Regions from separate parts of the Homo sapiens genome. Here region 2 is linked to region 1. Evidence: chromatin loops called from intact Hi-C (ENCODE). Cell type or tissue: CD14-positive monocyte. All regions are shown on one strand. Each heading gives the region's core, and the rest is flanking DNA. Links, peaks and the distances in the headings are about the cores only. Region 1 overlaps ACOXL (acyl-CoA oxidase like). Region 2 overlaps ACOXL (acyl-CoA oxidase like).

Evidence for each region. Hi-C counts contacts between places; a loop is a spot of excess contacts. Peaks named below come from ENCODE experiments on the same cell type or tissue, not always from the same donor. Only the 100,000 strongest peaks of a DNase experiment are listed, where the experiment ranks them.
Region 2: a loop joins it to region 1, with 3 times the contacts of the local background. A loop is called at or near these places in 3 of 110 quality-filtered maps.

What each region holds. Positions count from the first base shown.
Region 1 is chr2:110,992,847-110,995,767 of GRCh38, reverse strand. All of the region lies in intron 13 of ACOXL (acyl-CoA oxidase like), which reads right to left. Among named protein-coding and RNA genes, the nearest start is that of ACOXL-AS1, 120 kb to the left of the region's middle. In CD14-positive monocyte, for the core only: no CTCF peak of the experiment used is centred there; DNase peaks (open chromatin) are centred at 947, 1,307, 1,707 and 2,017; H3K4me3 peaks cover 1,506 bases; H3K27ac peaks cover 2,011 bases.
Region 2 is chr2:111,099,137-111,102,057 of GRCh38, reverse strand. All of the region lies in intron 17 of ACOXL (acyl-CoA oxidase like), which reads right to left. ACOXL-AS1 (ACOXL antisense RNA 1) reads left to right here. Exons shown (of 4, transcript NR_122074.1): 3 at 1-161; 4 at 915-2,921. Among named protein-coding and RNA genes, the nearest start is that of ACOXL-AS1, 15 kb to the left of the region's middle. RefSeq lists an enhancer at 906-955. In CD14-positive monocyte, for the core only: CTCF peaks have their summits at 936 and 1,160; a DNase peak (open chromatin) is centred at 1,107; H3K4me3 peaks cover 507 bases; H3K27ac peaks cover 583 bases.

The sequences.
Region 1 (2,921 bases), core at 251-2,750:
TAATCTCCCCATCCCATCTCTCACTGACTGTATTCATAATTCTTTTCGGTAATCTTAGCTCTAGTTTATTCTAGGTGGTTGTCCTTGTGGTATAGAGATGATTTGGTTTCCTAATTGTTCCACTTACTATTGTATTATAAGTAGTGTTCAATATTTTACATAGTCTTTCTTAGTTAACAGCAATGTAATTTCTGTCAAGTATAATCAACCATTATACAATTCATGTATAACTCAATCATTATACAATTCTTTTTTTTTTTTTTTTTTTGAGACAGAGTCTCACTCTGTTTCCCAGGCTGGAGTGCAGTGGCACGATCTCGGCTCACTGCAACCTCCACCTCCTGGGTTCAAGTGATTCTCATGCCTCAGCTTCCTGAGTAGTGGGGATTACAGGCACATGCCACTGTGCCTGGCTAATTTTTGTATTTTTAGTAGAGACAGGGTTTCACCATATTGGCCAGGCTGGTCTTGAACTGCTGACCTCAAGTGATCTGCCCACCTCAGCCTCCCAAAGTGCTGGGATTACAGGCATGAGCCACTGTGCCTGGCCCCCATTATACAATTCTGTCAAGTGAGTTTATAATAATAACTCAACCACTATACAGCTCTATCAAGTGAGTTTATAATAACCACTGCTGGGCATTTATTATAATTATTATAATTGGATATTAATAATCAAATATATCTATTACAAAATATTTATCAATTAATAATACTTATTAAATATATTATATATCAGGAATTGTGTTCATTATCTGCTGTGAATTATTCAATTTTCTCGATAATTCTAGAATACTATAATTATCCAATGTAGAGTTTAGGAAACTGAGGCTTAGCAAGATTTGGTAACTTGCTCAAGGTCACACAGGCAGAACTCAGTCAAGCTCAGGTTTTGTTGGGGAACATCAGCATTTAAAGCAAGAGGCACCCTGGAGGGAAGTGATAGGGCTGTGTGCAAGCACAGGGGAGGATGTGCTACAGAGATGGTAGCTTTCTTCAGCAGGCAGCAATTCCCATCTTTCCCATTTGGCAAATGAGGAAACTGAGGCACAGAGGAGTTAAGAGAGGTAAGCACAGACTCAAAACAACCAAGTTCACAATTAAAAGCTCGTGAGCTTTTCATCATGAAACTCTATTTCATGCCAATTTTATGGACCCACCATGAACCTTTAGATAACCTAGACAACCAGGGGAAGGGTTAATTCACACTTAGGGTTTCCCATAGCACAGCCACCTCTTGCCCTCCCCTTTCCCCACTTCCTGAGGAAGTAAGTTATTACAAGACTCAAATAACTTAAATTCATATTAACTAAAAAAAAACCCAAGTGGCTGTTGTTGCTCAATCAGAAGGCACGAGAGAAACGTTAAGAAGCAATTGACGCAGTGCTTTTGAGATGCCAAGTGCTGAATTAATAATCACCCTCCATTTAGACAGGGAAGAGGAAAGTATTTACATGCCAATTACCGGGACATTTAAAAGATGTCAATGTTTATTCTGAATCTGGGCTTTAAGAAGTTTGGGTTTCTGCCTCAGTCTATTTAATGAAAGATGTAAAAAGCTTTCATATATTATTGAAAAGTATGTTTTAGTCATTCCAGGGGCTGATATTGGAAATTAGCTTCCCTGGAATTCAGACTGTAGAACATGTTTGTCCACCTGAGATTGTGAACTGCACGTGCTGCAGGAAGGGGATCTCACCCACTCGCTGAGTCATGTGAGTCACATGTCATGTAGGTCTAGGAGCCTGCCCAGTGCAGTAGAGTGTGCAGACTTTCTTTAAAAATAGAAACATTGCTAAAGGCAACCTCCTTGTAACTGTGTATTTTACAAGAAGATCCAAATGACTCTATTTTTAAATAAAGTTTAAATTAAATTAAAATAAGTATCATTAGACATCAGGGAAATGCAAACGGAAACCATAGTGAGGTAGCATTATACATCCACCAGAATGACTACAATTAAGTACACTGACATCAAGTGTTGCCCAGGATCTGGAGAAACCAGAACTCTCATGCTTGCTGATGGGAGTGTAAAATGGTGAAATCTCTTTGCAAAATGTTGTCACAGTTTCTGATAAAAATAAATGAACACATACCCTATGATCTAGCAGTTTCACTCCTACTAATTGCCTAAGAGAAATAAAAACATATGCTCACAAAAAAGGTTATACAAGAATGCTCATAGCGGTTCTACTCACAGAAGTGAGAAACAGCAAACATCCCAGGTGTCTATTCATCCATAAGAGAATGATTCTACTATATCCATAAAGTAAAATACTACAATAATGAAAAGAAACAAACTAATACACACAACAACATGGGTGAATGTCAAAAAGTATTATGCCAATTTCACGAGGCAGCTACAAAAGAGTACATACTGCCTGGTTCTGTTTATGTGAAGTTCTAGTATAGAAAAACTAATCTGTGGTGGGAAAATATCAGAAGAGTGGCTGTATCTGCGTAGTGAGATTGTCCAAGAAGGGGCATGAAAGAACTTTCTGGAGTGATGATCTGTATCTTAATATGAGTTTGGTTACATAGGTTTATGCATGTGTCAAAACTCAGTGAATGTACACTTAAGATTTGTGCATTTTATTGTACGTAAATTCAACATAAGAAGAACTATAACTAAATATGTAACTGTAGTTAATGACGCTCATGCTAAATTATTTAGAAATGTGCTGATGTCTACAGTTTATTTTGAAATGGATCAAAAAGAGAAGGTGAATGGATGGGTGAGTTCCATACACAGATCCATAGATATGATAGTGATATAGCAGGTACAGTAATAGGTTGATAGAATCTCCATGGTTTGTACATAAATGCTTCCTGTAAAATTATTTCAACTTTGCTGAATATTTGTAAATTTTACAGCATAATGTAGAAAAACACGTTGGGTGCAAGGCAAAATCTTGACTTTC
Region 2 (2,921 bases), core at 110-2,609, 110 kb before region 1:
AGAAGGTGGAACAGGAGACACCCACATTCTAGTTGGTCCCTGCTGTCTCCAAGAGGTGGTGAACCAGGAGTCCTACAGATGTGAAGCTAGGTTAAAACCAGTTCTGGGGATGCTTTCAAATCAAAGAGGATTTAAAAATGTGACTCCCAGTTGCATTTCCGGTATGATCACTCCATTTCAATGTCATTTCAATAACATCCTCAACTCACTGACCACAGCCAGGGGCTGTCCCTTCCCACCCTGGCAGAGTAGGTCCCTGTGCTTACACCTCATGCCAGCTTCAGTCAGGATGACACAGCCAGGGGTTCTCACTGCCTTGAAGCCAAATCAGATGGGCCTTACTGGATGGGGTGGGTGGGGTGAATGGAGTGGAGGTGAGGGAAACAGTTTTTTTTTTTTTTCCCTCAAATTCATTACAGAGAAAAACAGAAGTCTATGGGTAGGAGGTGAGTGACCGAGAAACCCCATCTCTCTTCCCCACTCCAATGAATGCTTTCAATATGCTGTGCCTAAACCTTAGTTCATGTTACATTCAATTCTAGCGTCTGAATGTGTCTCTTGATCCAGGTGGTCTGGGGAATGAGAAATAGAAGGATGGGAAATCTGAGTGTTCATTAAAAAGAAACATTCAATGTGGCATGGAAAACAACCAACACCGCATTTGTAGGAAGTTCAGGGCACATGTACTGTTTCTAAGCCCGGCGGGTATGGGTGTGGGCTATCTGTTTTTCTTGAAGTTCAGATTTGAGAAGGGCTATATCCCAGCACCATCTTTCCAGCTTAGAACTCTCTCCTAATTTTTTTTTGTGTGTTCTTTAATCACAAGCCTTTGTGACACTAAGCAGTGACTGCATTTATACTTTATGCTTAGATTAAAATAGTAAACGAGTGTAATCCATCTTCTACGTTCAAAGGAGCCAAGCAGCATCCTGGCTTGGGGGCCTGGTGTCTACCACACTTCTGCGCATTCTTCCTCCAAGCCACATCTCCTGAGAATAAAGCAAGATGCCATTGGCAATGTCTACTCAGAACTACTTGAATGACTCATCAATCAACAGGCTTGAATGCTCTTCTTCCTCTATGATTCAACGGTTTGATTGACTGAACTGAAACTAAAACCCAACCCTAGTGGTCATTTTAGACTTGAGCAGATACAGTCAGAATCTCAATCACATGTCATCAGCAGGCCCTCCTTGGCCTCCTTATTGCAGCTGGGCTCCTGAGCAGCTCTCCCTCACTCAGGGAGGAAACGAATGGCTCCTTTCAGTAGGGCAGACGAAGGCTGCTGGCTGATGCAACTGCTCCTGTGTCCACTTCCCAGCAAGGGTGCAAAACAGGATTTGTGCTTGTGCTGGTGAATCTGGGCTTCACCTAGCAAATCAGGGGGACACCAAAATGAAAACAGCCCTAGAGGCATGGAGAAAGCCTCAGGTGCACTAAGGTGCCAACAGAAACGATGCATCTCAGAGTTGACAGTCATGACTCAAATAGGACGTGAAGGCAACATGTGGGTGAGAGTAGCAGCTATGGGTGTAAATATGATCAAATATGGGGGAGGTGTCCAGATTTCTTGGACATGGTTACAATCAGTATTTATTTTCTCTCTTAGTGAACGAGTTTTTGGTTTTTCAATACTGCTAATTTTACAGGCAATTCACTACGTTCCCTGGGAGGTGGAGTGGCCTTCCTCCCTGCTGTGCGTGGGTTACACAGCCTGCCTCACTTCCCTGTGGGTCCTTCATCACCTGCATGCTCACATGATTCCATTATTTGAGCTCATGGCAGGAAATAGAACCTGATTCAACATTTTGCTAAGTATTATTTTCACCACACTGAATAGGGTCCTTTTTTGATCTGCAACCCACAGCTGGGCTGTGGTTCTCTCAACACAGGTAGACTGAAAAGCTTCCTCCTGCATTGATTTCTCAGCATGGGCTGACCACATGTTCACAAGTACTTGTTCTTTTCCATACGTCCCAATGCAGGCAGGCACTGGCAGAGCAGGACAGCTGTGTCCAGGAGTTCAGGGAACAAAATAAGGCTACTGTAACTTCAGTCAACTTCAAGGCACGGTGTAAAATAAAGTAAGAGATTATCAGTCAAATAGCCATTTGCATTAAAATTCTCCACTTTAAGAAGCTGAGATCTTTGCTTTATTTTTTAAAAAGCAAAATGAAGTCAGTTTTAATGGAGATATACAATTGTTAACTGTTGGGTCATTTTGAAAGGCTTTCTTCCTTAAAATGAGTCTCAGCTGATAGCTACTCACTAATGCTGATAATTATCTGAAGCAAAATAAATACAAATGTCTGGGTTAATGAAGACTGAAACAGGATAATGCCTGGACACTAAATTTTCCAAGAACAAGGAACACAATTGTTCTCTACATACCCCTGCAAAAATGCTTAATGGCCAGGACACAGGAATCTTGTGTACTTAGAGACCTTGTTAGGATGGAGCCCCGGGGGCACCACCACTGGCCTTCGAGCCAAGGTCTCACAGAGAGGGCAGCAAGGGGGAGCAGCTCATCCTCCTCCCCAGCTAGGGAGACACTAGGACAGCAGTGGAGTGGAGTCCGAAATCTGCCATAGAAGCCCCAGCTTACTATTTGCTCACTGAGCAGCAAGTCAACCTCAGTTTCTCTGTGCCTACAGGGGAGTAACAGCTGTTCACACTAAAGGGTGCTTGTGAGGATGATATAAGAATGAATATGGACCTGCTCTGACAACACTGAAGTTCCAGACAAAAGAATAGGCATTAGTTATCTGATTTGAAGGACTGTGGGGGATTGGAATTTTAAAAATAAACCTCAACCCAACTCCTTCTCTTGTGGGGCCTCGGTTGAACAACTGGGCACTTGCACTGCCTTCTGAATATGTGGATGGATTTTGCCTGCTTTGGAGAAGCATATGAACTCCTCA